3 separate regions of the Mus musculus genome follow, and all the other regions are linked to region 1. A link is a loop called in an ENCODE intact Hi-C map of the cell type or tissue named here. Cell type or tissue: gastrocnemius. All regions are shown on one strand. Links, peaks and the distances in the headings refer to the core of each region. The heading gives the core; the rest is flanking DNA.

What was found. Peaks named below come from ENCODE experiments on the same cell type or tissue, not always from the same donor. Only the 100,000 strongest peaks of a DNase experiment are listed, where the experiment ranks them.
Region 2: it touches region 1 in a loop (4-fold over the local background); 11 of 42 quality-filtered maps call a loop at or near these places.
Region 3: it touches region 1 in a loop (9-fold over the local background); 19 of 42 quality-filtered maps call a loop at or near these places.

Annotation. Positions count from the first base shown.
Region 1 is chr15:4,036,636-4,047,532 of GRCm38, reverse strand. Oxct1 (3-oxoacid CoA transferase 1) reads right to left here. Exons shown (of 17, transcript NM_024188.6): 3 at 10,352-10,442; 4 at 1-68. Among named protein-coding and RNA genes, the nearest start is that of BC037032, 15 kb to the right of the region's middle. In gastrocnemius, for the core only: a CTCF peak has its summit at 4,204 (motif pointing right); no DNase peak of the experiment used is centred there; H3K4me3 peaks cover 513 bases; H3K27ac peaks cover 278 bases.
Region 2 is chr15:3,287,060-3,297,956 of GRCm38, reverse strand. Ccdc152 (coiled-coil domain containing 152) reads left to right here. Exons shown (of 9, transcript NM_001166063.3): 4 at 4,036-4,104; 5 at 5,513-5,577; 6 at 7,730-7,832. Among named protein-coding and RNA genes, the nearest start is that of Gm41254, 6.2 kb to the left of the region's middle. In gastrocnemius, for the core only: no CTCF peak of the experiment used is centred there; no DNase peak of the experiment used is centred there.
Region 3 is chr15:3,952,786-3,963,682 of GRCm38, reverse strand. It overlaps Fbxo4 (F-box protein 4), which reads left to right. Exons shown (of 7, transcript NM_134099.2): 7 at 1-119. Among named protein-coding and RNA genes, the nearest start is that of Fbxo4, 21 kb to the left of the region's middle. In gastrocnemius, for the core only: a CTCF peak has its summit at 5,514 (motif pointing left); a DNase peak (open chromatin) is centred at 5,510.

The sequences.
Region 1 (10,897 bases), core at 2,040-7,039:
CATATGAGGAGATCATTCGTTTTATCTGCTTGGATCGAAGTAAAAGGCCCAGGCCGAAGTTGTCAACCCTAAAAGGAGAGGAAGGGAATTGATAACCATGAGACTGTCTGACAGAACACTGTTAATATCTTGGGTTTTGTTTGTTTGTTTGGTTTTTGGTTTTTTTAAGATGTGAAATTTAATACTTTGGAGGAAAAGAAATCTAAAAAATTCTATTCACATTTTCCTTCCACCCCTCACCACTGCAAGACCTCACAAGGCTGCTCGATGTCCTTATTTTACAGGTGGGGAGAGTACAGCTTAAAAAGCTGACAGAGATCCGAGCACCTGGGAGACAGAGGCAGGTGGAGCTCTGGGGTTGAGGCCAGCCTGGTCTTCAGATGAGTTCCAGGTCAGTCAGCGCTATGCAGTAAAATCCTATCTCAAATCCCCCTCCTCAAGATCTCAGAGAGTAAAGGGCAGAGCTATTGCTCTCCAGCCCACATCCATCCCATAGCTCCAGAACACGTTTATTCTTTCTCCTACTGCAAAGTGGACTTGAGAGAGAACGTAACAAAGATGCTTCGAAAACACCCCAAAGCGCTGTGCAGAGGCTTTCTGTGTCCAGCTGGAAGGTACGGGTCTCGAGTTAAGATAAAGATGCGCACACTCATTGAAATATGACCCACATTATACATAAGTCTAAGAACATTTGTCCTATATCACAGACATTTACCTAACAAGAGTTACATACTTGAATGTTCTCAATCCTCTCAAACAAAAAGACTGCAGGTAGCAAAATGAATCCTATGTCTCTTACAATACATATATTTCGGTTTAATACTCTAAAGAACTCAGATTATTCTTAGATATGAAGCAAGTACTATATCTCCAGATGAATATATTTCTTCTTTATTTCTATCATATTTTCAAAGAAAAAATGTACCTACATTTTTATTAGATATTCTCATTATTTACATTTCAAATTTTATCCCCTTTCCTCATTTCCCCTCCAAAAAGCCCCTATCCCATTCCTTCCCTACCCCCCCCCTCACTAACCCACCCCCTCCTGCTTCCCTGTCCTGGCATTCCCCTACACTTGGGCCCTTCACAACACCAAGGGCCTCTCTTATCAATGATGACCCCCAAAGCACCCTCTGCTACATCTGCAGCTGGAGCCATAGGTCCCTCCATGTGTACACTTTGGTTGGTTGTTTAGTCACTGGGAGCTCTGGGGAGTCTGGTTGGTTCACATTGTTGTTCCTCCTATGGGGCTGCAAACCCCTTCATCTCCTTGGGTCCTTTCTCTAACTCCTCTATTGGAGATCCTGTGCTCAGTCCAATGGATGGCTGTGTGCATTCACCTCTGTATTTGTCAGGCACTGGCAGAGTCTCTCAGGAGACAGCCATATCAGGCTCCTGTCAGCAAGCATTTGTTGGTATCCACAATAGTGTCTGGGTTTGGTAACTGTATATGGTGTACCTACATTTTAAAGCACAATTTCTGTTATAAGATAGACGAATTATTGAATGGAAGCTTCCCTCCTACTCAAAGGTTCTGGAACTTCACTAGGCAATGAGAGAGAGAAAACAAACTTTGCAGGTTGGTATGTCTGTCTGGGGCAGTCTCACTATGTAATCCACATCAGCTGGGGACATAGGACCCTCCTACCTCAACCTGCCAAGGGCTGGCTATAGAAAACTACTTTTAAGGATCAAATATTTTTGGCAGTGAAAATCATACTGATAACAACAAATAAATAGGATTATATAACAAAGATATGATTGTATAATCTAGACAACAAAGGAATGATTTATAAACAGAAAAAAAACATGTCAGTTGGCAAGGGCATGAAACACAAGGATTTTTCTCGTGTGCTAAGATGAATGTATACCGACCACTTTAGGGAGTGGCATTGGGACACTGTTAGCATTGAAAAAATAATACTCTGACACTAATAATAATAATAATAATAATAACAACAACAACAACAACCCTGAAAACAGTCATCCTTATGCTACTGAATCATCATTTCCTCTCATGTCTCTACCAAACCAGAATTCATACTTAATGCTCACTAGACAACATATATAATACATCCTTCAACACAGTGCCCATTACAGGCAAAATGAGAGCCTCCCACCTGCCCATCCACAGAATAGATAAGTTATAGTTTATCCAGACAACTCAGTCAGATACAGCAACGAGACTGCACAGTGGACCTGCACTAGCCACCACGGACAGACTTAGACAGAACACTGAGTAAAAAAAGCTATTCACAAACGTGTGCATGTTGAATCACTTCCTTTACGAGGGCTTCAGACTTTGACAGGATTAACGTGTGTGGTCCAAAGTGTCCATAATGTAGATGGGGCAGGGGGACAACTTCCCAGTGACTGAAGTGACTGCAGGCATTAGGAAGTGAGTTTTCCGGAGACTGATCCTGTCCTGTGTTCTTTGTACAGGTGTTGGCTACATGGCCACTCAGCTTGTAAAGTCCCTTTGGTACATCTATGTAGGGTCAGTTTTCTATATCACTCTATATTAGGTATCTACAGTTTTTTTTAAAGGATAAAACTGCCATGAGAGTCCCAAGGTGGGAACCCTCTGAAGAGAAGTGGGGAGGGGACAATGGGTGGAGGGATTTCTAAGGACAGGACTAGGAGAAGAAGAGGAAGGGGGGCTCCGACTGGGATGTAATATGAATAAAAAAATAAATTATGTGAAAAACTGCAATGAGATTGACTGTGAAATCTTCTTAGAAACAGCGGCCTGTATTTCCTCCTCTTGAGGGCCACATTCACGTTCTGCTGGGCTGTGTGGTCTGCACAACTCACTCATCCAGCAAGCCCAGACTGAGTGCTTATTCCACCCTAGAGAAGGGATGTCAGCCTGTGTGGCTACAGCCCAGAGAAGGCTTATGCCTGTCCCTGTGTAGACCTGAGAGTTCCGAGGAAATAAACAGGAAGCCTGTAATTGCAGCAGAGGGGAGGGATGTGTTAAGTGATGTCTTTAGAATACATGATGGGAACACAGAAGATCAAGGACCACAGATGGAGAAGGGGGTGGAGAAAGTCTAGCAAGGGGAAAAGGTTGTACAGAGGTGAAAATACACAGAATCCAAAGAAAACACTGTTTGAGAACAAGGTCAGAGATGGAGATCCTGAGGCAGGAGGCATCTTGCTCAGGGCTCAGAAGGAACAGCATGTGGACTAGAGGCAGGAGTGGGAGGAAGGCCTGATTGTGATCTGCCTGGAGGGACTTCATCCTGAAGGACAGAAGATGGCAGGCGATTAGATGGCAATTCAGCTGACAGGAGACAGGCTATACCATGGATTCTGAAAACCCCATCAAAGGCAGGGAGATCAGCGAAAGGTCAAAGACGGTGAGCGTCTGAACTAAGGTGGAGGCGGCAGCAATGGAGAAGAGGGGGGTCGCTCAATCAAGAGACACTGGGGAGACGGTTCATCCAGCTGAGCTGCCTGGCACAGACACACGGGACCTAACAGAAGAGTGAACTGGGGTTATTAATCCAATGGCCCCTAGCAACATCCCACATGTTTAACATGCAAAGGTGTTAAGTATGGCAGCCTGTGGGACAAACTACTAGCATTTCTTTCAACGACCACTTGCCTATGTTCTGTTAACAGGCTCACCAGTGCCCATTCCGATTCACAGGGCTCCTTCATGATCTGTAGGCTTGCTCTTCCCCTCCCCACAGCATCCTGCACACCACATCCCTCGAGGCCTACAGTTAACGAGAAACTGTTAATCATTCAGAAATCTGTGCTTCCTACCCACCAGAGGCATAAAAATACCTATACAATTTACATTCTCTTTCTTTCTCTCTCTCTCTTTCTTTTCTCTCTCTCTGTCTCTCTCTCGCTCTCTCTCGCTCTCTCTCACTCTCACTCTTGCTCTCTCTCGCTCACTCTCTCTCACTCTCTCTCTATAAAAGAAAATTAAAGGCTAAGCAGCATTTCCTTTCCCTTCCTGGTGCAGTTTCCGTTAACAGGTTCCAATGAAGTCCGTGAAGGAGATCACACACAAGATCGACTTCACCTCACCCAGGGCAAAGAGGGGAAGTGGCAGGGCTGTGGCTTCTCATCTACCCAATCTTCCCCTAAGTACAGAAGACAGTAAGCAAACCCCCACCCCATAGTTTCCTACTTTGAAAACTTCTTTAAAGGGGGAAACAGCCTTATGGGTTAATAACATACTTGTCCACTAGAGGGCTCCAGGTGCCGGAGATACTGTCTTCTTAGTGAGTAAAGTTTTCTGTTCTTTCTCTCTTCTGGTTTTCTTTCTCCTTCCTCTTCCTCCTTCTCTTTCTTCCACGCCCTTCCTCAAGCACCCTTCCTCTAACCTGCTCCTGAGACTCAGGCCCTGCTTGACGTTAGCAATTCCCCCTCCTAACTTAGCTTCTTTCAGCAGCCTGGTGCGCAGCAGAGCTCAGCAGCTCCCTCCTAGAGATGGGCAGAAAGAAACCTAGAGGAGTGATCTTTAACTCTCCACCCACCAAGTCTATCTCCACAACCTGTTTAGGCATCAAACCGTTTCTTGCTCCCCGTTCTACCTGGTACCATCTTTTAGGGCAACCTCATCTGCTTCATCTGCTTCTTCTGCTTCTGCCCCTACAATCTACTTTGAATATGGCAGCCAAATAACACTTTATAAAACATAGAAGTAGAAAGGGCCACCACTCTGCAAAGGTAGCCTTCATTCGGAATAAAGCAAAGTGCTCTAGAGCAGCAGGCAAAGCCTGCCAATTGCACGCCTTCTCTGTCTCTGACATCATTCCTGCTGGGCTAGTCTTCTGTCACTTCTCTGCCTCTCTGTTGTCCCTTCAGCTCCCCAGGTCCTGCCAGACATGCTTCCCCAAGGGCCTTTTCCTGTCTCTGAAACTATTCTCTGCACGGCTGGCTCCTCTCTCACATCCTTCAAGTGTGGGCTCAGAGGCGACCTTAGCATCATCCTGATTACACCACTGATTGCTGACAGCAGCCTCCCTACTTGGTTCCCAATCCTCTTGCTTACTTGCTTCCTTTTTTTACCCCATGTTACACAGCTTTCCAATGTATCAGAAAATTTGCCCATTTTTATGTTGACTACCTATTATCTGTCTTTCCCAAATAGAACAGAAGGTCTGTGACAGGTCATACCCTGCTGGTGCTGGGGGGGAGGGAGGGGAGGGATGGAGGAAGAGGAGGAGGAGGAAAGGGGTGGTCGTGGTGGTAGTGGTAGTGTGTTTTGGTTTTGTTTTCTGTTTTCTCTTTCACTTCTGCATCCCAAGCACCTGTCAGCTATATGACAAATAAAGGTGACTGCAGAAATACTTGGTGAGCACTTGTCAAAAGAATGTATTGCTGCATTTCACATGCCCCTTCCAGCCAGAGCTTCTGGAACAGAAATGAACTATCCTGTGACTAAGCAGCCTGACAAAGGGCAGGGGGAAGCATGCGTTTAGCTTAGAATTCCAGGCGGGCAATGGTCCCCCATCGCAGGAAAGACAAGGCAGGACATTAAACTATCCCGATCACAGTCAAGAGCAGAAAGGGAATCCCTCAGGGATCCTTGCTCGCTCTCAGCTAGCTTTCAGCCCTACAGGATCCCCTGCCTGTGCCCTCATCCAGTCCAAACAGTCCTTCAGTGAATGATGGGTGACATCAAAGCTGACCAGCTCAGTCACTCTGTATTCCCTACATGTCCCTCTGGGTCCAGTGCTAGCTTCCAGTCAGTTCAGTAGCCAGGGTGGCCAACATCCACCATGAACCAAGAAGCTCTCTGGCCACTGCCTGCTGCTTGGGGTGAGCCTAGGGAAGGCACTATCAGAGAGATTAGGGGCCAGAGAACAGTGATGGCAGGATCAGTAATACTCACGCTCTCTTCCCCACCTTCTATGTATAAAACCACTAAATGCTGGCTCTCGTAAGGCCTCCAGGCACACACCAGTGACAACAGTACCCTTCTGTTATTGTCTACAGGGTTATTTAAGGGTCATGCTGCTTTCGTGCCACTATAATCTGTCCTTTTAAAGGAGTACCTTTGGTAAACTCCTCAGCTACCAGGGATAATATACTGAGCTATGACTAATAAAATCACAATCAGAAAAAAGCCCATTTGGTTTCTGTAATTTTAAATGTCTGAAGCTCCCTCTAAGCCTACAGAGTCCATTTTAAAAACCCAAACACAGTAGGTCATTCATTACTTGGAAGTTTTCTGACCACTCTTTCACACCTCTCTGTTTCTGTATATTTTTGCAACACATTACACATTTTGGCTCTATTTAAAGATTACCTTCTGTATTTGCTGATCTTGGCTCTGGGGCTGACTATGTATTTGGCCTTTGCTTTGTTTTAGACTAGTCTCCTGGCATAGCAACAAGGCAATGCCTAAGATTCTCAACAACTGGAACAGATAAAGAACAGTGCTTAGGCCTTGAAAAGTCTATTAGTCGCTTACAAACAGAGTGTGTCTTTCTGCAGTGTCTCTAATGCATGACCTCAGAGAACACATTTGTCTGATGTAATAGTATCATCATGGATGATAAAAATAAAATAATAAGTAAGCTATATCCCTAACACCTAATGGCTCATGATACAAAGACCAAAGATGTGAACCCCAGGGCAAATGGGGACATGCCATTTCTAATAGAGAAAGAAGCATGAAAGAGCCTCTGTGCTCTTTGGTACTAAGGGTGATTCTTTCTTTCTTTCTTTCTTTCTTTCTTTCTTTCTTTCTTTCTTTCTTTCTTTCTTTCTTCCTTCCTTCCTTCCTTCCTTTCTTTCTTTCTCTGCTCCTCGATACTGAGGGTGATGCTAGTGGGCTCTGTGCTCTCAATACTGAGGGTGATGCTGATGGAGTTTCCAACAGATTGTACTGCTTACTTCCAGAAGCCAACATTTCTCTAGAATACCTAAAGAAAGAAAGCTCTGAATTTTGTAGGATTGGACATTTTAGTGGTTAAAAGAACTCTAAAGCCAAAAATCTGTGGAGATCTGTTAATGTGACACTGCACAAAAGACATCCATCTTCTGAAAATATTTAATTTCTGAATCTGAAATTTAACCTCTTGAAGCCATGTGTGTGGTACCACGAAACCCAAAACTCCAGAGGCAGAAGCAGACATATCTCTCTGAGTTCAAGGGCAACCTGGTCTACAGAGCCAGTTCTAGGACAGCCAGGTCTTGGTCTACAGAGCCAGTTCTAGGACAGCCAGGTCTATACAAAGAACCCCTGTCTCAAGGAGAGAAAAAAAACCCAAAATACTCTCTTAAATATCTACTTTCTAAAATTTCACTTACTGGAAATAATTATTTTAAAAACGTAAGTATTGGGGAAATCTTACTTCCTTTGCTTTCATTTAGGAACACATTTTCATCTCAATCATATAATTTATAATTACCCTGATAGTATCAGAAGTATAACAATAAAAGAAAAACATTATGTGTGGCTGTAAGGTTCGATCCCATGATGCAAATAAAGTCTTTCATGAGCTAAGCACATAAACACAAGCACACATCACAGGACATCATTGGCCCTTCCCAAACAAAATAACAAAGCCCTAAAGAGTGCTCACAGTCAAGACAACGTGGCCAGTATCTGCTCAATGAGGTCAGAGCAGCCACTCTAGAAATAAAACAAGGCATACAGCAAAGCAGAGTCCACTTGCATTTAACTCCGGGTTTGAAGAGCCTGGCACACAACTAGAATTTTTATTTTGAGGGAGGGGCTCCTCATTATACCCTCAAAATTCTCCTAATCCTGATTCATATGATACATAAGAAGTCAGAAGCATACATACTTACATAGTAACTAAGTGAATTAACCAATGAACCTCCAAGTAAGCAGGGAATCTTCTATATCCCACTCTTTTATATCTATAACCCAAAATAATATTGTCAAGAAAAAAGTAACATGGACTCCATGACATGCCCGTTTTGCCACTGGCTTTGAGTTAAATGGTTGACAGATAGTTTACTATGAAACTTTTGGTTCACACTGGCTTATAATCTGAAGGTCATCCAAAAAAAAATCAATGAATTCTCAGCCTTTTCAACCTTTTTGTCAACATATCAAAATATTCAGAAGTGTGAACCTAAAGCAGTGTTTATGTCACCAAGGCCAACAGTCACTCTCTCATACAAAAGTGTTTGGTAGTCATTTCCTTTTAACTGAAACATTGCGAGACTGTTAAGACTCTTGGGAATTTTTAAAAACAAACAAACAACAAAAACAACTAACAAATCTCAGAGAGTCCCTGAAACTTACCAGATTCACAAGTCCCGTTCTACCCCAAGGTTATATAAGTACTAAGAACTGTGGAGAAGACTTTCCAACCTCTCAGGATCCCTGTAAGTCAGGAAGATAGCTCCACGGTAGCAGTTTTCATGGGTCCATCACCCATGATAGAGTAAACTTTCCGTGACACAAATGCCTTTGAATGGTCTATGCTCTGATAAGTAATCCCTGCCCATATTCCTGTAAATAACTCCAATAAACTCATGGATTCTCCAAGCTAGATGCCAGTGGTATCATTAATTGCCATGGTCTACCTTCTGATCTCTATCCAACTTGGGGAGACATTTGCTCACATTTCCTCATGAAAAGTGTCACACACACAACACAAGGTTAAGTGTCCTGAACTTTGAAAGAGATTTCTACAGATCCTTCCATAAGATGAGCTCTTTCCAAATGAGCTCTTACCATCACCGGCTTCCAAGAAAATCTGCACTGTTTATTCTCAAAGCCTTTATGCTAATAAGCAAAACTGCCAATTCAGTTACATTTTTAAACATCTTAAGATAATTAAATTCTTTCATCCATTTGTTGGAACGGGTTAGATAGCTAACTGTTTTGCCTACAAATAGCTTTTTCTGACATACACAAGTGTACCAACATGTGCATGCCTTTTTAAAACAATGGCTTATTATGACCATTTGATTTACAATCCTACTGCTAAGTTGACAGCATGCCCTTCACGTCCAATCAAGACCAACAACATTCTTCATGATCAATGTATGTCTTCATATGGCCTCTGGAGTAAAGATATAACCAAAAGAAAGAACTTGGAACAGATTTCAAATCAATGTCCTTCTTGTTTTATACATATTAGCCTCTAATACAAAGAACATAAGGAAAAACTTCAAAGAAAATTTTTTTATTCTTACAATATATTTTACAATATTTAAAAAATAAAAGCTCATCAGATAAAGACATCAACCATTAATTTACATATTTATAGAAGGTAAAGCAAAGCCCCTTCACTTAAGATTATGAGATGTGGCATCAAAACTACAGGAATAAGTGTGACCTTGCTGGGCCAGATGGTGCAGCTCCGCCTACTTCGCAGGCTACATCAGGAAACTCATCACTTGAAGATCTCCCTGGGCTACAGAGAAAGCCCAGGGCCAGCCTGGCAATATAGTGAGCCCTTATATCAAAATCAAAAGTGAGAAAAGGAGATTGGAGATATAGCCCAGAGGTGACTCACTTGCCTAACATGTCCAAGGACCTAAGTTCAATCACAGTACTACAGGTTAGGAAACAAAAATAAAAACAAGTAACTTCATTCTTGCCCTCACTACCCACTTTTCTGTTTTTTGAGAAGGGATCTCACTGCTTGGCACAGAGATCATGCTGGTACTGATCTCTTTATTACCTTCCCCCTGTCCCCTTAGTGATGGGATTCTAATCATGTGCTACTATATCCAGCTACCTTTTGGTCACTGAACATATTACTCTTAAAAGTGGAGGCAAATGTAACTTTACTGATAGATTTTTAGTATTTTTATAGTTTTATATATGAGTACATTATTAACACTATTTCCAACTCCCACAATCCATTTTTTCCCTTCCTTTTTCCCTTCCCCTCCCTCAACTCTCTCTTGGATTCATGGTCTCTTCTTCTGTAACTGTTGCAGATAGATGATAGACAGACAGACAGACAGACAGATGATAGATAGATGATAGGTAGGTAGGTAGATAGATAGATAGATAGATAGATAGATAGATAGATGCAGACAGACAGATGGTACATAGATAGATAGATAGATAGATAGATAGATAGATAGATAGATAGATAGATAGATACATACATACATACATACATACATACATACATAGATACATAGATACATTGATACATAGAGACAGACAGACAGACAGACAGACAGGCAGGCAGGCAGGCAGGCAGGCAGATCCTATTGAGTTTAGTTGGTGTTTCTTGGGTATACATGTGTTTAGGGCTGACTACTTGATACTGAATAATATATTAGGGGTCTCATCCCTGATCGCTGATAAACTGTTCAACATTATCTTAAGGCTGGCATTTCTTTCTAGCTAGGCATTTCACCCTAGAAGTCCACTCACCCTGCATTGTTGCTGACTGCAGTTAGATCTTTTACTCCAGTCTTCAGTAAAGCTCCTATAAGATTCTCTGGAATACCACACAGCCCAAAACCTGTAAAGTACAAAAGGAAGCAATGTGTGCCATGTAATGTTCTTTCAAGATGTTTGCACCATTCTTAATAAAAGAAAAAAAAACATATAATACTGCAAAAACACAGCTATACCTTATCAACGCAATAAACAGCCGTCAGTCACTAACTGGATCTCAGTGTTTCCCAACATTAGTTATCACCAGAAACCATTGGAAAGGCTTTGACTGTAAAGGTTGGTTTTACTTCCTCAGAGAAAGGGATGGGATAAGAGATATAACCAAGCTTTGCATACACATGTCCTGGGCTAAGCCCAGAGCTTTTCTATCTAGCTATCCGTAGGCCTACGCCTACACGTAGCCTCTGCCCAATCTAATCTTCTGTAAGTCCAGACCTTGAAGGCTTCAGCTTTCCATCCTCCATCTGCTAACCTAGATGTAGACTGTTACAGCCCCCAAGACTTACTGCAGAATAAACT
Region 2 (10,897 bases), core at 2,700-7,699, 750 kb after region 1:
CAACATAGGTTTAAAAAAAAAAATCAGATTGAAGGAAGTTACGTCTTCTATCAGGTTCTACCCATGTAAGAAATGGCGACTTGAAGTCCTAGTACAGATCTATAAAACCACGTGGGGCAAAACTAGAGCTCCTCCCTCATAAACTGATGAGTCATCAGTTTTAAGAGTTATAACTGAAGCTGTGAAGTGGCTCGGTCGCTCGGTGGGTAAAGGCACCTGCAGCCAAGTCTGATGACCTGAATTTGATCCACAGAATCCACATACAGATCCACAGTAAAACAGTATCAATTACCCAAAACTATCCTCTGACTTACACATGTCATGCATATGCATACACGTGTATACACACACCCAAAGAAAGCAGTAAAATGCGGAAACATTTAAAAAAAACTATATGCATATACTTTCTTTTTTATTTGGTACTTCTTTTTTGATTATAATATCATTTCCCCTCCCCGTTCCTTCCTCCAAGCCCTCCCCTATATCCCTGCTTGCTTGCTTTCAAATACTTAGCCTCTTTTATTCTTTAATTGTTGTCATAAGAAAATATGTATATATGTTTTCAGAGCTGACCGTGAAGAGCATATACAATCTTCGCTGTGTCTCTGAAAGGCCCTAGTAGGATGATCCAGTCCCTAGATCTTATCTTCTAATACCTTTCTCTGATAAAAAGAACCGGGTTAACGTAGGATTAGGCCAGGTATGGTGTGACATTACAGGATTCCCGCACTCAGGAGACTGAAGGAGGAGGATTGTGACTTTAATACAACTATAGATACAGAGAGAGAGACTTTCTCATCTCAAAAATATTTTTTAGAAGGGAAAGAAATGAAAAAACAAACCCATAATAATAGAACTGTCAAAAATAACTGAAAGAGCTCTCGATGACCAAAGCTGTAGTGATTTCATCAACAAAATAGCCTTAATTTGCTTTCATAAGTAAATAATAAAGTAAGAAACAGCTCTCCAGTGTGGCAGAATCCAACTGGCTTATGTAGATAATTTGTCCTCAGACAGGTGGAGCAGGACTCCAGGCACACTCATAAAGTAATTCCTGTTCTGTAGGGAAGCTCACAGCATAACAAGGTGGAACATGTAAATTACATGGTGTCAAACTGGGTAAATTCTACCTCAGCCACAGGATCAATGACATCAAAATTAATACTGTACTACCACCATGCACCTTCGATGTGATGTGATGTGATGTGATGTGATATGATGTGATTTCATACCATATGATACGATGAAAACTATGCTTTACATTTGTAAACTTCTCATTTCTACAGCCCCAATTCTAATCATGAGGTAAGTGTCCCACAGATTCCCATTGTGGGACACTTCTTAGACCTAACTTCTTGTTAGATTCTGTCTCTTAAAGTTTCTACAATCTCCCAGTGGCTCCATGAGCTAAGAACCAAACTTTTAGTCCATGAACCTTTGGGAGACATTTCAGGTCCAAGACTGGAAGTGATGCTTTAATTGCATTTAATTATTTCAAACTACTCTATGAAATAATTACTAATAAACAAACTGATAATTAATACTAGATCCTAAATTTACACTAAAATCAATATTGGTGTACTAAATTATTAAAAATAGCTTAATAATTGAGAAATTTTTAATAGGACAGAATAACAAATTCTGGACAAAAGGATAATGTAGATTTAAGTTTGCAAAGATAATGAAAAGCTTTTGCTTAAATCACTGAATGATACTGTATTTCATGAATTCCTTAGCTACCTAATTTCTAGTGGGGAAAAATGTGGTGAGCCTGCCATCTTGTGTTCAAAATTTTAAAATACTTTTTAAAAACTAGTATGCAAAGAGCTTCAAGGTGAATTTCATTTGCTAATTACTGAGGAAACTTCACCTACCTTATTTCACTAATTGCTAGATTCCTTCAAATAAGTGATGTTCATTACGAGAAAGAGAAGTACTGACAGAACACATCTCTCCTATAACATCATCTAACACAGAAACATGTGAAGCAGGTTATCGGCTAATGCCTACCAAGCAAATGTAATTTAACCAGCATTCTGATAGTGGGAAGTAAAAGCAACAAGAGAAGAGAAGGTGACGGAGAGCTGCGTGAGTGGTTGAGGGAACAGACAGGAGAGCAGGGAAGGGTAAGAGACCATAACAGTAGTCCCTTGTGCTAGTCGTGAGACTTTGGACTTTTGCAAAATAATCATGGTTGAAGAAAATATTTTGCATTGTTTTGAAGACACTGGCACCAAGATAGCTGATGTCTTGGAACACAGTTTTGGGTTTTTAACCCTTTCACAGCTCTCCTCTTGCCCAGGATTTAGTTACAAATCTAGGAGAACATAACTGCTCAGCAGTAACAAAAGCCTCACCTTATATTTCCTCACTAGCTGTGGCCCTCCACCTTTGTGGCCCTCTACCTTTGAACAACCTTACTGTGACTTGTCTCTCTCTTCTTAGTGTGTGCATTCCTGGAAGCATTGCATGCAAACACTTTTTGTGATTCCCAGACATGTCCACATGTGAGTCGCTTCCAGGAAAAACATTGCTAAGGCACATGGGAAAATCTCTACTGTACGGTGCCTTAGAAAAGTAATTACGAAATGTTGGGGTTCATTTCACATAAAGGTTGATTATAAAGTACTTATTGTTTGTGCTGGCTAGTTTTATATCAAGTTGACACAAACCAGAGTCTTTAGGGAGGAGTAAACTTGCTGGGAGGGGGTGGTGCATTACTTTAATCCCAGCATTCTATGGCAGAGGCAGGCAGACCTCTGAGTTTGAGTCCAGCCTGCATTACAGAGAAAGTTCTAGGGCTGAAAAGCTACACAAAGAAACCCGTTACCACCAAGGATCATGCAGATGTCCATGGTATATGTGGGCTGTGCTGCAGCAGGGCCATGTCGATGTGAGTAACCTGTGCAGTCACCTCAGGTCATGTTGATATTCATGGTCCTGCATCAGGGGACTGTGTTGATATCTGTAGTCTGTTGTCACCTGAAGCCATGTTGGTGTCCTTGATTCATGTTGTCCTGGAGGCCGTATTGATGTGCTTGGCCTGTGATGCCACTTAGGGCTCTGATGGTGTCTGTAGTCTAAGCTGGGACAGAGGCCCATGTTGATGCCTGTGGTCTATAATACTATCACTAAAGACCATGCTGAGGTTGGTGGCACATGCTGATACTGGAGACCATGTAAATGTCTGTGGTTGGTGCTCCTGGCTGGCTTTAAGGTTAAAGGAAGCTACTTTGGCAGTTGCATCGATGACTGCAAACTCACAGTTAAGAAAGAGGGACATAGAAGGTGTCAGTATGAACCCCTACTTCCACTACCAACACCCCTGGAAGAAGAGGTAGACAAGAAGGGAAAGTATCAAAGAACACTCTTAAAAGTTGTAATAAGGATGCTGTAGTGTATGTGTTACAATTGAGGGCTTCTGGTGGTGGTGCAGGTGGGAAAGGACTGTTTTCTTTAAGGGACTGGCCACTGAGAGTTTGACCATACTGGAGTTGTGTTCCTTCTCTTTCTCCTCCTCCTCTTCCTCTTCTGGTGTTGGAAAGTCATAAAGTTGGGGAGTGGACTTGGGAGGACTAGGAAATGAATATGATGGAGTGAGTGATGTGAAATTCTAACATAATCAATAAAAATATTAGAGAGAGAGAGAAAGAGAGAGAGAGAGAGAGAGAGACTCCTTTGAGAAAATGGTTCTAGAAGATCAAGCTGTAGGCAAGCTTCTAGGGTGTTTTCTTAATTGGTGATCTGTGGGGGAGGGCCCAGCTCATTATGGGTGGTGCCATGCCTGGGCTGTTGGACACCTGGGTTCCATAAGAAAGCAGGCTGAGCAAGCCAATAAGCTGCACTTCTCCATGGCATCTGCATCAACTCTTGCCTCCAGGTTTCATTGTAACAATAGTAGCCCTAATGCTATATATTGTAATTCATCTTGAGATGTCTGGTTGCTTTAGTAAGATCACATAATTTTAAGTTGAATATTATTTTCTTTCAGCTCTTTCTATCAAGATTTTCAAACAAATGTATCTTATGTTTTAGAATGTATTATTCTTCATACTATGATAAAAGGGCTACAACAGACTGTTCAATATCAACACAATTTGAAAGGTAAGTTAGAGAAATCATTCTTAAGACCATGGTTTGGATCCTGGAAAGATGATTGATTGAATGTGAGTGTGCTCACGTGAGTACAAGCTGTAGAAACCATGTCTCAAATAAGTAAGAAAAAAGGGGAAGGAAGAAAAGGAAAGGAAAAGGGAGTGTGGGGGGAGCAAAGGAGGAAGGGAGGGAGGAAGTAAAAGAGAGCCACATGTGGCAGTACCAACTTACAAAACCCAACCCTGGTGACAGACAGAAACAGGTGGATCACTGTGGCTCATCCAGGGGCCAACTAGCCTGACCTACCTGGAAACTCCAGACCAGTGAGAGACCCTGTCTCAAAACACAAGGTATATTTGTATTGCTGGTAGGAATATAATGCAGCGTTACCACAAACTGGTGATTACTCAGAAAAATGAAACATAGAATTACCATTTGATTCATAAATTCCACCCCAAGATATGAACAAAAAGCAATAAAAATCAGAGACATAAGTTTTTGTACACTAATATTCATAGCAGCATTACACAAAGGTCGAAGTAGCCCCTTGCAGATTGAATATAAAATGTGCCCCAAAGGTCCATGTATTAGAAGTTTAGTCTCCAGCCCATAGGAGAAAGAACACTGGGAATATTGTTTTGTTTGTTTAAAAATATTTTCTTATTATTGGTATGTTTTTCACTCAAGGGAAACTTGGGTGACTGGGAACATATCACATGGTGCTTGTGTGTAAGAAAGAAGACAACTTGCAGAAGTCAGTTTCTCCTTCCACCCTGTGGGTTCTAGAATTTAACTCAAGTCCTTAGGCTTGGAAGTGGTAGCTTTTGTCCACTGAACCATCCTGGCATTCCATACCTGCCCCTTGGGTTTATATACAGAGGCTTATTTTGTAGTGTAAGCTGGCCTGAAACTTATTATTTAGCCCAAACCGGCCCAGAACTTGCAGCAGTCCTGCTTCAGTGCCCCACGAGCTAGAATTACAATGGAACCCATCACACTGGCCTCTGATTGTGCTTCCCTCAAACCCAACCTCTGCTGCCTCGTTCTCTATGTCTAGAACCCTAACCTTAACCCTAACCCTAACCTTTCCCAGTGTCAAGATGACCAAGGTTTCCCCAATCATGTTCTCACATTATTTCAAACACAGCAACACTGTAAAAGGTTTATCTAATACAGCTATTGCATCTGACCTTAGTAAGGTCTATGAGAAGCAGTAACTTCTTGTGTTCCTACATTTCCAGTTTATAGCAGTGTTGGGTGCATACTTAATTAGGTCACGCATGGTCTACAGAGTGAGTTCCAGGACAGCCAGGGCTACACAGAGAGACCCTGTCTCAGGAAAAAAAAATGTTATAAATATCCCCGTGATAATTTTAACTGCTATTTAGTAATATATTCCTTGATTATCTGTATACAGATGAAAATGAACAACTAAAAAGAAATGTTGATTTTATGAAAGAAAAGTTAAAATCTCATGAACAGGTGAGTTATATGCTATTGTGTTCAGTTAAACTCTTGAAAAGCATTTGTTCAAGGAAAAGCAAGTTGTTTTAATAAACATCACTAAAAATTACTTAAATGTAGTATATATATGTTAGACATGTAAAAATCTTTAATAAATGGACAGTAACTTTTGCAAATCATAGTCTCTTTTACAAAACATAATGTTCTAATATCACTTACACACTATTTCTTTTTACCAAGAAGAGATGCAATTATTTTGCTACATGGTTTTCAGTTGTGCTAATAGACTTACTTCAGAGCATATTCTGATGGTTAATAGTTTTATTTAATTCTTTTACTAAAAAAAGAAGTGAGTCTGTATTCTTTGTGATTTCGGTAATCATTGTACCATCCAAATAATGGAGACTTTACGTAGAGCACAAATTAGTTCCACCCAAGGGCCATTGAAACTCTGCTACATTTTGTTCTTTCCCTCAGAAACAGTGTAGTGATAGCAACTGCAGAACATATAACACAGTGGCTCAAAAATACAAGACAAACTAAATGCCAATCCCTATCCCTCTACTCTGTGAGGAGGTTTGTATCACCTTTTTCTCATAGCCAAAAGCCAACATATCAAAGATCTCCAAAACTGAAGCTTAGTCTGTACAGGCTTAGCTTGAAAGATCTTCTCTTGACAAGTTCCTGTATGAGGAGCTCTTGAGAAAACACTGGCCTGTTCTAGTGCCCAACCTGGGACTTCTGAGTAATCTTTACCAGTAAGAAAAAGCATTCTGCCTGTGATTTGGAGGATTACTTAATGTCTCTAAGATACTTCTTCCCCACTCTTTTCTCTGCCTTTTTCCCCTCCTTCCTTAATTCTTCCCTGCTCCTTTCCAAGTCACACTGTGTATGAGAATGAGTAAGTGTGTGAGAGTGTGTATGAGTGTGTGTAAGTATGTGAGTGCGTGTATGTGTGTGAATGTGTGAAAGAATGTGTATATGTGTAAGTGTGTGAGTGTGTCTGTAAGTGCGTGAATGTATATGTGAGAGTGTATGTGTGTAAGTGTGAGAGTGTATGTGTATAACTGTGTGTGTGAGAGTGTATGTGTGTAATGTGTGTGAGTGTGTGAGAACGTATGTGTGTAAGTGTGTGAGTGTGTCTGTGTATGTGTGTTTAAGTATGTGAGTGTATGTGTATAAGTTTATGAGTATATGTGAGAGTGTGTATGTGTGTGAATGTGAGTGTATGTGTGAGTGTGTGTGAGTATGTGAGTGCATATAAGCGTGTGACTCTATGTGTATAGGTGGGTGAGTATGTGAGAGAGTGAGTGAGTGTGTGTGTGTGTGTGTGTGTGAGAGAGAGAGAGAGAGAGAGGTATAGGTATGTGAGTATTGAGAGTGTGTGTGTGTGTGTGTGTGAGAGAGAGAGAGAGAGAAAGAGAAAGAGTGAAAAAATAGAAGTGGTATGATGGGGAGGACAAAGGTGTCTAAAGAAAGTGGGGAGGAAGAACAAGAGAGGGTAGTGGGCAGTGCATTGTTTACTTTTCTGTGGCAGCAGCTAAATACCTGACAAGGAACAGTTCAAGAGAGGGAGAAGAGAGGGCTTACAGTTTAAGGGGATCCATCAGATCACAGCAGAGGAGGAAGCACAGCCTCAGGAGCATGAGGCAGCCGGCCACACCGCAGCCATAGTCAGGAAGCAGAGTTTAAGCAGAACATGGAGGCGGGCTATCAAATCTCAAAGCTCATGCACAGTGACTCACTTCCTCCAGCAAGGCCTTGCCTCCTAAAGTTTCCACAGCCTCTGAAAACAGCATCACCACCTGGTGACCAGGTATCCAGACACATGAGCCTGTAGCAGATAGTCCACACTGAGACCACAAAGAGGAAGAAAAACCAAATAAAGCACATTGAGTGATGCAGAATCTAGAGGTCTCTTTAGCAGAAGACAAAGGGAAAGGACCAGTTGTGGGAGGGGAAGAACACACATGAGCAAGGTACAGCGATACATATGTGTGAGTGATGAAGCTTGTTATTTTGTGTGTGCCTACTAAAAAATTAATTGGAAGTAAATAAAAAGCATTGGATACAGTTACATGTAAAAATTAATGTCACCTGGTACATTTACCTTTCTAATTATCAAAAATCATAACTATTTTATGGAAAGTGGGTATATTTTACTTTCTAGGAATATAAGAATAAGATTGCCAAACTCATAAGTGAAATGAAAATCAAAGAGGAGGAACATAAAACCGAAATGAGCAAACTTTATCTTGATATGCAGAAAAAAGGTGATTTTAAAATTTTAACTTACTGAACTCAGACATAGCATGACAATTTAAAGGTACATATTATTTTCCCAATAGTAGTATTCTTGAATGAACACTGTATTTATGCATTTCAATTTGTTTTATATATTTATGTAACATAAATATAATCATTCTCAATTCTGTTCATGTTTGTGCTTGTCTTAGGCAGGACTTCTATTCCTGCACAAACATCATGACCAAGAAGCAGGTTGGGGAGGAAGGGATTTATTCAGCTTACACTTCCATACTGCTGTTCATCATCAAGGAAGTCACGACTGGAACTCAAGCAGAAGCTGATGCAGAAGCCATGGAGGGATGTTACTTACTGGCTTGCTTCCCCTGGCTTGCTCAGCCTGCTTTCTTATAGAACCCAAGACTTCCAGCCCAGAGATGGTCCCACCCACAAGGGGCCTTTCCCCACTTGATCACTAATTGAGAAAATGCCCCACAGCTAGATCTCATGGAGGCATTTCCTCAACTGAAGCTCCTTTCTCCGTGATAACTCCAGCTTGTGTCAAGTTGACCACAAAACCACCCAGTACAGTGCTTGATTCTGCCTGATGTGAAAACAGCATCTTTATATAGTTAATTATCAAAGATTTAAATACAATATGGTATCCTTAGCAGTATGGAATATAACTTTACTAATTTTCTTCAGTAAAGCAGCTCTTATTACACATAAATAGTAGGTTGGCTTGTTATGAACATTGTATATAAAAAGTAACTAAACCTATAATCCTAGCTCGTGAGGCAGAGGAAGGAGGCCCATAACTAATGGTGAGCTCTCTGCAGTATGTATCAATCCACAGGAAAATGGCAAAGTATTGAACAGACACTATTCCAAAGATATATAGGAAGAAAATAAGCATAAGAGAAGATGTTTAACCTGAGTAATACAACATTTCAAATTAATTAGACTATAATTAGACATAGCTTTGGATCTTTTAAAACAGATAAAAGTCGTTTTGATTTTTTTCCTGTGATCTAAAAGGTTCATTTCCATGACCACCACATAACATTTTCACTGAGACCCAAAAATGCCGCTCTGGGGTATTTACCAGAGAAATGAAAGCATACAACACACAAAGACCTGCCTGAATGGTTTGGGTCCTTGGGGATCCATCCCATATGCAGACACCAAACTCAGACACTATTGCTGATGCCAAGAAGTGCTTGCTGACAGGAGCCTGATATAGATGTCTCCTGAGAGACTCTGCCAGATCCTGACCAATACAGATGCAGATTCTTGCAGCCAATCATCCGACTAAGCACAGGGACCCCAATGGAGGAGTTAGAGGAAGGACTGACTAAATTTTATAGCAGCTTTATTCATAGTAGCCCAGAGTTGTCATCACACAAATTCTTAACTAGTGCGAGTGTTTTAAAATTCATAGTACATCTACCCACAGCAATAAAAAGGAACAGACAACTGGTTTTCCTCAGTGTGACCATCTTAGAAGCATTACAGTAAATGAAGGAAGCCTGGTGTGGTGGCACATGCCTCTACACTGGCACTCGAGAGGCAGAAATAGGAGAACTGCACACTGGAAGCCATCCTGATCTACAGTGTGAACTCCACTCTAGCCAGGACTGTATATCTTGTCCTTATCTCAAAAAGGCAAAATTAAGCAAATATGTAAAGAAATCCAGGCACAAGATACTGTTTTGTTTAATATGGTGCTGTAAAAAAAAAGAAAAATGTAAATAAATATTTTTAACTTTGTGAATAGTACAAAAACTTTTTTTCTGTTTAATTTCCTAATTATTCCTTTTACCAAGTTTTTTAAAAAAGAATAATTTCTAAGGTACTGATTTACAAATAATTTTATGAGATGCACCAAAAAGTTCAATTTTGTAAAGATTAATAGTCAGTGATTCCTTTGAGTACTATTTTAACCCTTAAGTTAAGTATAGTAGTAATTTAATGGGGTAAACTAAATACATATAAAGTCAATATATTCTGAACAACAGAAATGGCTTATATTTTATTTTAAACAAGTACAAATTTCCACAGTGAACAATTATTTATAAGTATATTAATAAAATACTATTGCAAATATATATCCTACCAACAGCTTCTTAAACATTGCTAGTATTGCTATTAAAAGCACTTTATTTTTGTCTTTATCTTTATTTTAGAAGCTATAATGTGATCTTGAATGAGATCACCTAAAACTTAACAGATAATATTTTTAAGCCCTTCAATAAAGAACACTGAAATGAAAATTTTAGTTTATTTTTTAAGGAAGGAAGAAAGGAAGGAAGAAAATGTTCCTTTTATCTTTAGAAAAGAATTCTAAAACAAGTTATCTTTAAGACAGGTAAATATTCTTGTAAAACCTTAGTTCAGTGTCTCCTTAAGGGCAACACAATCCAGTTCAGTATCTCTAGGAACTTCTCAGATCACTGTTGTAAAAACTTCCAGCTATAGAAAGCACATTTGTCAACTGTGATTAAAATCAAAAGGTCATTTCAACTTTACATATGAAATCACTATACTATAGCTTATAACAGCACAAATCCATCTAAGACACACAATATTCCTTTTTAGTCAGAAACCAGAAAGAACTACATGGTTTGCAAAAATCATTAAGGCCTGGGAAGTGAATTCAAATATAGTCATATAAGGCAGACGTTTAAGTGCTCAGATAACACCCTAAAATTGCAGACACAGCACATGGAGTTACAGGGTTTGGAGTCTGCCATCCTGGGTTTTAGATTGGCTTTGTTCCAGTGTTTCCTCACTATGTTCCCATTCCTAGCTTTTGAAATGATAATATGTTATATTATCATTTAGTATATTCTGTGCCGTCGTGTGTTGGAAATATATAACTAGCATTTTTAAAGTTTTATGGTCAGAATTAAGAGATTGTCTTGAGTGTGAGAAAATACTTAACTTCTGAGTAGTATTTGAGTGGCATTGAGTACTGGGCAGGTTCTCCTCCCTCTATAGAGCTCTCTTTGGCAGATGTCTCATAGCTCTGGCATCTCCGTCATCTCTGGGTCTCCACTGTAACCGAAAGGTATGTGGAAACCATATACAATGA
Region 3 (10,897 bases), core at 3,342-8,341, 85 kb after region 1:
GTTTTGCTGGGGAATACAGGTGAAAGGAGGTTTTGTCAATGCAGACATGTGAAAGCATGTGTGATGTTAAGAAGGAAAATAAATATAGTCCAACAGACGATGGGCAATGCTGGATGGTATTGGTGTGCCTTGCTATTTCTTACTGGTTACTGTTTGCAAGTGACTACATAGAAAGAAATGCACCCAAAACCTTCTGGGAATGTTCTGGTGGCTTTTTGCCACTTCTGTGGACTCCTGATTGCCAGAGAGAAGTAGAAATTTCTGGATATGTCAGCTGATACAGACTCACATGGAGATTTTACTAAGAGGACTCAACGTGGTATCTTGCTAAGACCCTCGTGAGTGCCGCAGACCCTCTGGGTCCCTTTGTCTGTGTGGAATGGGTCTCTGGTCACAGGTGGGCAAGGAGTTGGCAGGAATTGAATGACAGAGAGATGCACACAGGAGATTGTGTAGAATCTGAATGTAATTTGTCAAATTGAGCATCAAACTTTTTATACAGAAGAAAATAGGGAAGTTAGGTGACACATCAGCAAGGTACAAATGAGGTTACCGGATGCTTAATGACTCTTACACTAAACAGCAGAATGTACACACAAAGACTGGCAGGAACTGAACAATAAAACAACTGAGACAAAGTCAGCTCTATCTAAGGCCAGCCATAGTCTTAGAAGCCAGGTGTAAGGTCTTTACACTCCTAGGGCAAGGGCTTTCACACCCAAGTCATGGTTCTAATTAGGGAGTTCTGCTCTAGCTAACCATCTCATGAATAATGCAATACTCTAAAACCACAGCCTGATCTACTTCCTAAACCATTGTAAATTCCTGTATATGGGAGCAACTTGGCTTTTATTCTAAGTGATAGTGTAATACCAGAGGCAATTCTGAATGTCACTGAATAGCCAACATTCTTACTGAATTCCAAGCCCATGGTCAGCTCAAGGACTTTCTGGGATGTTGGAACACTGGCGAAGGCTTAGCTATTTCAGAATTCAATCTTAAAAGGCACTTATAAGATAATACTAAAAGAGAGCACGTGGGTCCATACACCAGACTAACGTGGGGATAGGGTATGAGTATATGGGTTATTGAGAACGCCAAAGCTCCAGGAGGTGAGTTTCCGTGAAACTCTTTGCCTCGTGAGCGCTTCCAGGCCTCTCAGCCTGCCAAGCCTGGAGTGTGAGTAGCACGGGAGGACACGTGATGTTTAGAAGGGCTATAAATAGGACTCAGTGGACAGTGACAGAGATGGGAGAGGCTTGTATAGCTAGTTTTGCAATGCTTCATTGGTCACACACCTTCATTTTGCTGAGAGAGGTACAGCACAGAACTACTGCTGGCAGCCCTGTTGGTCCTGGTCACTCCTGATGACTTGTGCCAATTGGGCTTTTTGCTGGGTTGTGCTACTGAACTTGACTGGTGGCATCCCCACAATTGGAGATTAAAATCTCCCCCAAGGAACTACTTTTGAACAACATACAACAGAGCCTCCATGCTTCTTCTGGACTGATCTGCAGTTGCTGACTCCTGATTTGTGTGAGCTGAACTGTTAATTTCCTGACAATGCAGATTGGATTTGCTCCAAAGAACTACTTCCAAACAGGTCCACTCCCCCGAATCATAATAACCTTTCTTTCCCAATACCTCTGGTGGGTAATGGGCTAGAAGGAAGATTAAAGCATTTACGAACCCTTATTAAAGTAGGTTTTGAAGAATCTAAGCCTACAGGTAACTATTAAGCTAATCATCATGAGATTATTCTCATCGTCTCAGGAAGAAATGCTGCCATTATTTATTGATGCCCTAGATGAACTTCTTCTCCCCCCACACCTTTTTTTCTCCTACATTTTCTCCTACATTTTCCTACTGCATCTGTTAACTTTTAAGAACCTCAGTAATATTTTTGTATTTAGTTTTTTTCATTTGGCTCTTAGCATTTTTCTGCTAATTTTTATTACCATAGTATTTCTACCTGCCATCCTGTCCACCTTTTATTTGAGGCTACATTTCCCATCTATTTCATGTGCCTCATTTTAAAGGGCACTTCAAAAAAGAATATTAAACTTCGAACTACGTAATTTCTGTATTTTCTTTTTGAAGCAAGCTCACCCATGGTCCCCTTTTCATGAGCCAGCTGCAGAGAAGGGTCATCTTTCCAGTTTCTTGATGGGCCCAGCTCATTTGGAGCTGAGACTTCTGTTTGTTTACGTGTGGCTCATATTGGCTTATGTCTCTTCTTTCCTTTTATGCAAGTCCCTAGCATCCAGCAGTCAAGGAACTGATTGCTTTGATTCCTTCACCTAGAGAGACCTTTGTTGCCTGTGTGTTTCTGCTTTCTGCTTTGTGCCTTTTTGGAGGATTCCCCAAGCCTAAGCCTTTGAGAAGTTCCTGGGTGTTTTGTTTTGTTTTGTTTTGCTTTGCTTCCCCCTCCCCTTCCTCTTAGCAGAATTCCTTTGCAGGGAGAGTTGTTAGGCAGAGTGATTAGTTTCCCCACTTTATGTCTTTTATTTGCAACCAACCCACTAGGCTCATCTTATTGTCATCAGAAGAGGCAGTACTATTTTTATTCTCTTCCCAGGAGGAGGGGGCAGGGGGGAGTGGTGGTGGGTGGGTGTTCCTACCTGCTTCTAGGCTAATATTGCATCCACTTATATACAAATACACTATTGGCCCCAAGAAAGCAGATTGGGTTTTAGTCACACAAGAACTCATGTGATTTAGACTTCTTTGCATCTATTGTTGTTCTGGCTTAAAGTAAAGAGGTGTTCTTATTGCTTTGTTTTCTGTCTTACATTTCACCAACTGCTCTTCAATGGATTAAGAGAAAAGAATGTTTTTATTCCTTTTGTCTTGTTGATACAGTGCTGTCTTGTGACCTTCTTTGTCTTAGTTGAGCCTCTTTCTGGCTTTTATAGTGTCTCTTAGGCACCATGTGATGAAAATTTCGAGACTCATTTATTAAAGCATTTCCTAATGTGGTGTCTACGTACAGTAGCTTCACTATGATTATTTAATTAGTGAGCACAATTATATCTTGTGAAACATTTTCTGTACTCTCATTTTCCCCTATAGTTATCATTATTTCATATTTACTGCACAGTGTGATGATCCTTCTGTCTTTCTCTCTCTGTGATGGGACTTATGTCACCTTTACAACCCTGACCTTCAGAATTAGTACTAAGCAGGTTTGTATAATATATGGGCTCAGACTGTTGCTAAAGCCTCAAGAAATTATTTTGTTTCTTTTTCCACTTCACTCTGTTAGTGACAGATAATGTAGTCATTGCCTGCATAGACATTTAAATCAGTTTGGAGTGGTGCATTAGTTACTCTTGGTTGCTGCAATGAAACACCAGAACCAAACACCATGACGAAAGTGTTTATTTTGGCTCAGAGTTCCAGAGACAGTTCCCTAATGGCAGGGGAGGCATGGCAACAGGTGGCCAGAGTAGGAACCCTAGAAATCACATCTTCAACCATACCCAGAAATAAGAGACAGTGAATTGGAAATGGGACAGGGCCATAGACCCTCAAAGCCCATCTGCACTGATGTGTTTCCTCCTCAAACATCTATAATCTCCTTAAACAGCATTAGTAACTGAGGAGTGGTTGAGGGCTCTAACAAGTGTACCTATATGGAACATTGCCTGTTCTAACCATCAAGGGTGGGACCACAACTTAAAGTCCTGGTTTTGTACTCTTAGGCAAATTTCTTTGCTTCTATGTTTCCAAATTTTCTTCAATATAAAGTCAACAGAAACAGTTACAGCATCTACCTCATATGGTTCTTAAGAGATTCAAAAAAATAAGCATTTTGAAGTACTCAAGACAGTGCCTGATGTGAAAAGTTCTCTAAAAGAGTTTGTTTAGTGTTTGTGACATTCAGGGAATTAGAATACTGCTGTTATCAAATGTTATTTCTTTGCTCACTAGAAAACTCGGCTATACAAATTCTATTCATTTTAAGAGACAAGATTAGATGAAGTCATCTGGGAGATTTTCAGTGTCTCCTCATTAGAATATCATAAATATTTTAATTAGAGCAAAAATTTGCTAGCTAAATATTTAATTTTTTAAAGCATGATTTACTGTATCAATCTTGTATCGAAGTACATTGAAGAATTACCTTCTAATTACTATATTTTGTTTGTGCTTTTCTGTGTATCTTGGTTGAAGAAAATACAAAAGTGTTGAGTCTAGTTTAACTTACTAATCCAACTTCTATACTTCTCTGAAATATCTTTAATAGAAAAATGCCCATGCCATTACATTTAATACTGGCTATGGAATTCTTACCCTCTAACTCTTGGTTCTAAGAACCAATGCTACAGATCGAGGATGATCTGTTTTTGTCTTACCCTATTTTGACATAAGAAGTGCATAAACTCCTTATGCCACCATTATCAGAAGACTGTTCTTAAATTCTGAAAAATATCCCTCTACTATCCCTAGACTTCCAGAAAGTGGAACTGTTACTATATACAGACGAGGGAATCAGTGAGTAGAAAAAAGGCTCTTCCAATGCAACTTTTTAACAATTGTGATAATATTGGGATCTTCTGTACCTGACTTACTAAGATGGTGTCTGTGTTATTAAGTGAATATCCATAACCACTCATTTTAGTAAATTAGGCCTTTCAGATTTATGAAGTAAAATTTTGGTCTTGTTTAATATTTTTAAATTTGAAATTTTCCTCATGAAAAAAATCATTAATGAAATTAGTAGACTCTTATTTATATGTTTAGAGTGAGCCTTTCTGAATTGAAATATTTAAAATGAGTATGTTAGGTATAGTATAGTAGGGTTTAGTTTTGTTTTGTAAGCCAATTTACAATTTTTAAAAGGGTTGGTTAAGTCTGTTTTTATTTGTCTGTAAAATTAGCACATACTATTTTATTATATTTACTGTTTTATATATGCTGCCATTGCCTTTCTGTTAATCTATGTTCAAGGTTAACTTATTTCCTATTGTGTTATAATATCAATTTATGTTGCAAACAAACATGTAATACAACTCATAGAATAGTGTGTCTTTTTATGTTTTCCATGTTTGTACTGTTCTTGTGATTACATTTTTGTTATTGTTCTTGTTATTATATTCTTGATCTGGCCTGTGTTATCTTAAATATGTTCCAACTTAGTCATCAGTTCTGAGGTAATAGTTTATATTTGGTCCCAGAGTTCAGTAAAGTCTCATTTCACATTATTTTGTGTTTTTTCAAATTTCTAGTTTAACTTTGAGTTATATATTTTTTTCAGACTCTTTAAATCCCTGCAAATGCTTGGTTAAGGATATTTCATTTGATTGCCTAAATTGTTTTGCAATAATTCTCCTCATCTGAAATGTTTTGCTCTTCACTTGGTATTTTTGATTACAGTAACTTATGTGAATGCAGAGTTTTTAGTTTCCTTTCATTTGAGTACCTAGTGCTTTCTAGGCTAGCTCTAAGTGGCAAAAAGGGAGGAATGAGCACAAACTACCTTTCTTAGCTTTCTGGCGCCCTCTTCTGTTTCTCTGCTGCTGCGCAGGTTTTGTATATTCTTTATCTGTGTGTGGTTTTGTTAATAACTTATTTGTTTGATTATTTATGTATGTGTTTATTCAAGGCAGAGTCTCATTGTACAACCTTCTGGCTGGCCTGCACTTTAACTCGTGGCCATCCTGCGTCAGCACCCACACTTAGTAGTGGATGCATTTCAGCATCCACAATCAAGGTAAACGAGTAGGAGGATAGGGGTCTGCGTATCTTGGTTTCAGTTTTCTTCATGTTTGTGGAAATTTTATTTCTGACATTTACATTTTCTCTCCCTGTTGCTTCCCCTAAACCTCCACAGTTCAAGTCCTCACGTTTTGCATAATAGGTACAGCTCCCATCTCCAAGGTCCGACCTTTATTTAGTTCATCATAGCCGGACCTCGTCTTCGGTGGGGCAGACTTATTCTCAGCACCTCTGCCAGCAGGGTAGCCCTCTTCTAGAGGAAGATGATTAAATCCCACTCTGTCACACTGATGTCGTTTTTACCGGCAGTCTGTATCTGGCTCCCGAGTCTGGGTATTTGCTTTCCTCGTTTCATGTGAACTGTTCCACAAGTCGGGCTAATCTACACAGGTTGTTGCCAGCTTTGTCCATCTTTAAATCCTCGTATGGCGTATTCAGATGTGTGAAGGCCCTTAAGGTGATCACATCACCCCGTAGAATATTAGTTTTACTTTCCGAGAACTTGTTATACAGGGCCTCCTCTCCTGAGCTGTGAGTCTTTGCCTTATAATTTCTGCATGTTAATCATAGAAATAATAAAGAGGAAGACAATATTTTTGTTTTGTATTTTTGATTTGTTTGTTTTGTTTTTTGAGACAGGTCTCCCTGTATAGTTCCAGCTGTCCTAGAACTCATCATGTAGACCAGGTTGGCCTGGAACTTAAGAGATCTGCCTGCCTCTGACTCCCAAGTGCTAGAATTAAAGGTGTGCCCCACTACATCTGGCCAAAATTTTGTTTTAAAACAAGCACAGTTTCCAGTCATAAAAACAAATCCTTTTTTTTTCCTTTGGAACAACCATCCATACAGATCCTTTGCATGGAACTTCCAGTTACTACGGGCAGAGCGAGAAGGAGATATAGCTCAGTGCTGCCCAGCCAAGGCAGTCTGAAGAGTTCAGAGACCTCAACCCGGGTGGAGCAGGGACTCTTGACTCTAATGGAGGAAGAAATTTCAGAATGCTTCAATATGAAGCAAAGTTGGAGTCTGTTCAGAAAAGATTTTTAACCCGTATTGAGGCACAGGAATCAGGAGGGGGAATTTGAGGAACAGTACAGTACCCCTAAAGACAAGTATAGACTTCTCAAGGGAATCATACATAAGTGTCTTAACAATAGACATATGTAGACTTTGGGCAATTTTTGTCTAAAGGGTTGTCAAAGAACTTCCCTCCCCTCCCACACTCCTTTCCTGTTGGGAGCCGCGCCCACATTCGCCGTTACAAGATGGCGCTGACAGCTGTGTTCTAAGTGGTAAACAAATAATCTGCGCATATGCCGAGGGTGGTTCTCTACTCCATGTGCTCTGCCTTCCCCGTGACGTCAACTCGGCCGATGGGCTGCAGCCAATCAGGGAGTGACACGTCCTAGGCGAAATATAACTCTCCTAAAAAAGGGACGGGGTTTCGTTTTCTCTCTCTCTTGCTTCTTGCACTCCTGCTCCTGAAGATGTAAGCAATAAAGCTTTGCCGCAGAAGATTCTGGTCTGTGGTGTTCTTCCTGGCCGGGCGTGAGAACGCGTCTAATAACACTTTCCCAGTTGGGATGAATGAGATCATATGGTGGGTGACTCCATAGGTCACAGAGTCTGAAACAATCTGTTCTATGCTAAAGAGTTAAGACATATCTTTAGACGAGAAATGAAGTTCATAACTTTATTTGTGTGATTCTCAGACGGTTGAAGGAGACAGAGGAGAAAGAATGAGGTTAGACTCGGAGCATATATATGTTTAGACCTCAAACATGCTTCATTGCTCTTTTAACATTTTATTGAAATATCTAGATTTGATTTTTATGATTTTACCATTAAATCAATTATTATTTGTACACACACACACGTCTGTGTGGGTGCATGATGTGTGTAAGTATGGGTCTGAACACACCACAGGGTGCATTGTGGAAGTCGGAAATTAACTTTGGGGAATTTGACTCTCCCCTTCCATGATGGGATCTCTAGATTCAGCTCATGTAATCAGAGTTGTGTCTCTCACCTCCCAGGTCTCTGGTGCATTCTGGGGGGTGGGGGTGGGGAAACATCCTATTTCCTGAGGTTGCCTGTATACATTCTTTCTGCTGGCTCTCAGGGCTTCAGTCCTTTTCCCTCACCCAATACCAGGTCAGGTTTCCATCTCTCCTCCATTCCCCATGCTCCAACCTGTTCACTTTCCCTCCCAGGTCCTTCCCTTCCTCCCCACTTGTGATTGCTTTCTTCTCTCTAACAAGTGGGACTGGGAGACAGAGGTGTCCTCACTTGGATTCTTCATCTTGCTGAGCTTTTTGAGTTCTGTGGACTGTATTTTGTGTATTCTGTACCATTATTATTATTAATCCACTTTAAAGAGAATTTTCCCCTGGCCAGAGATTGTCTTCACTTGGAATTTACATATGATGAATGGAATGATGTTGGCCCCCATAGGCTCACATGCTTGAGAATGTGCTCTCTAGTTGGTGGAAGTGTTGGGAAGGATCAGAAGGCGTGGTCTTGTTGGAGGAGGTGTGTCACCTTTGGTGGGCTTCAGGCTTCAAGAAATTTTCCTTTTCTGGTGTTTTTTTTTTTTCTTCCCTATTTTAGAATCAAGATGTGAGCTCTCTCTGTTCCCTTCAGCACACTTTTGCTCTGCTTTAATGGGCTCTGCCTGAAACTGTAACCCCAATTAAATGCTTTCTTTTGTAGGCTGCCTTGGCAACAGAAAAAGAAACTAAGGCTCTAGGGCTGCAGAATGCATGAAACAAGGAGTCCTGCTTCTTGCTGCTGCGGCATTGACCTTTGTAAGCAATGATGCAACACATCCCATGGTTGCTAAAATTGTAACACGGGGCACAGTGTGCTTTGGGCAGGAAGAAGGAGATGTGGGGAAATTGTGTGAGGAGTGGAAGTTGAGAAAAGGGAGTGGATATAACATGGATAATAATTTTCTTACCTACTTCAGTATTTTGTCAAAAGAACATGAGACTGAAGCTAAACAGTACATTTTCTGAAGGTGGCTTCCCTATAGCAGTCTCCATACGGTCTCACATTTTTATCTAAGAACAAAGAAATAATCCTGCAACTCCAGCTATAGAAATAAATACAACTTAAGCCTAGAGGAGAATATGGAGCTTTAAAATCCACTAGTCAGCATGAGGCCATAAGAACGTTGAAAAGGAAGTCTGTATTGCTCTTACCTCCTCATAAATTGGAATAGTACAGAAACCTCTTGCTAGATATACCCAGTTTTTTACTTTACCCATACATCATAGTATCTCTTTAAACACTGGAGAAACCATGACTGTGAGATTCATTATGATGAAGTGATGTGTCTGTGTTTATTCTGACAGTGCTAAATACACATATTCTCCAAGCACCAGAACACAACCTGTCAGTAAGATACACTATAATTTTATCTTTAATATTTATGTACGCTGAGACCTCAGGTTTGTGGCCCTGCAGAAACAGGGACCAGGGTAACTAAATAAAATTAAACTCAAAGCCATCCATGTGTGTACGGCCCACTCTTAGGTAGCTAATGATATTAGCAGGCTTGGATCATCAGGGACGAGCCACTCCCTCAAAATAAGAATATGTACATTTATGCCACGCACACATGAATCAAAGAAGTGCAGCTCCTACTAAACTGAAAGCTGTGAAGTGGTAAGGAAGTGGTTGTGTTTATTAACTGCCATATCTCCAACACATTCCTGCTGTGTAATGTCGCACCCACCTCTTCCGGCAAGGAAGACACAACACGGTCGGATTCATCTCAACAGCTTTATTGCAGGAACACCTCGATGCTGCTACGGGAACCCCGGGAACCCAGGGAGGACTCCTTATATACAGCCCAGCACAGGGAAAAGCTTTGTGTCCTCCTGGGATTGGTCAGTCTGCCGGCACCTTAATTTGCATGCACCTGCTCTGGAGGTGTTGGCACCAGATTCAGGCTAGCACCTGTGCAGTTGTGTTGTTTACAGCGACGGTATACAGGAAACCAGTGCCATCTTTTAAGCATTGGCTGCCTACATCTCCCCCCCCCCCCGCCTTTTTTTTTAATAATATGATGCTGTACTAGGTCTGGGCAAGTCTGTCCATTGGCCACGGTTCCTGTCTTAAGTCGATCCTTTCATGTCACAGCCTTACCCGTCATAGAGTTACCCTATCACCTCCAGGCCCCATGTCTTAGGTTGGTCTGTGCATAAGGAAAGTTGCCCATCACTGGATACCGTGGATCTGTGTGACTACAACTGCCAGATGACCTAGGGCGAACTCTTAATTTTTTTTTTTTTTTAAAGAGGCCAGCTAAACATTGGGAGATGCACCATCTTTAATCACCATCAATGCGTGGTACACCACTGCCTTATACTGAGCGTGCTCTCGTTTGAGTCGACACAATAGCCAGATACAAAAGACACAACCCAGGAGGACCACTGTCCCCCCAGGCCAACATTCCCGCCCATTCCTTAAAGAATGAGAAGGCATTGGTGATACAGGAGGTGAAGTCCCCCAAGGTGACAGGGTCCAGTTGAGTGCTGTTGAGTTTGGCAATCTGGAGGAGCAGCTTTCTGGACAACTGCTCCGCTTTACTCAGATAAGAGGTGACTCTGTTCAAGAGACTGAGAGAAATTAGCTTGTACAACTTTATACAGTTCTTCAACCTGTTCTTGAACTAAGTCTATTAAATAAGAGAGCGTCCCATCTGCTTTGATATGACTGAGGAGGCATATATGACAAAATGTGGCCACAGCTTTTGCTACAAGTGTATCCATCAGAGTTTGGAGGATAATAATATATGTCTCAAGTGTAATTATGTTGTGGACAATATTGACCATCTCTATCCTAATTTCTTGGTGAATGAACTCATTCTCAAATAGAAGCAAAGATTTGAGGAAAAGAGGTTCAAATTGTATCACTCAGTGAGTAGCACCAATGGGCATAGGTGGCAAAAATTCAAAATCGACTATAGGCACAAAGGTGGGAAGTTTCACAACCACAGCAGTATACCCTGCCAACACTCTGCTAAAAAACATGTCCTTTCAGAACTATTACCATCTATATCTCTGTCGGGGGGAGCAATTTTCCCGTCAGCCTCTCTGGTACCCAAATTGGGTGTTCTTGACCCTGTGGAAAAACACAAACAGCTCCCCTGGATCGCGAAATAACGGGA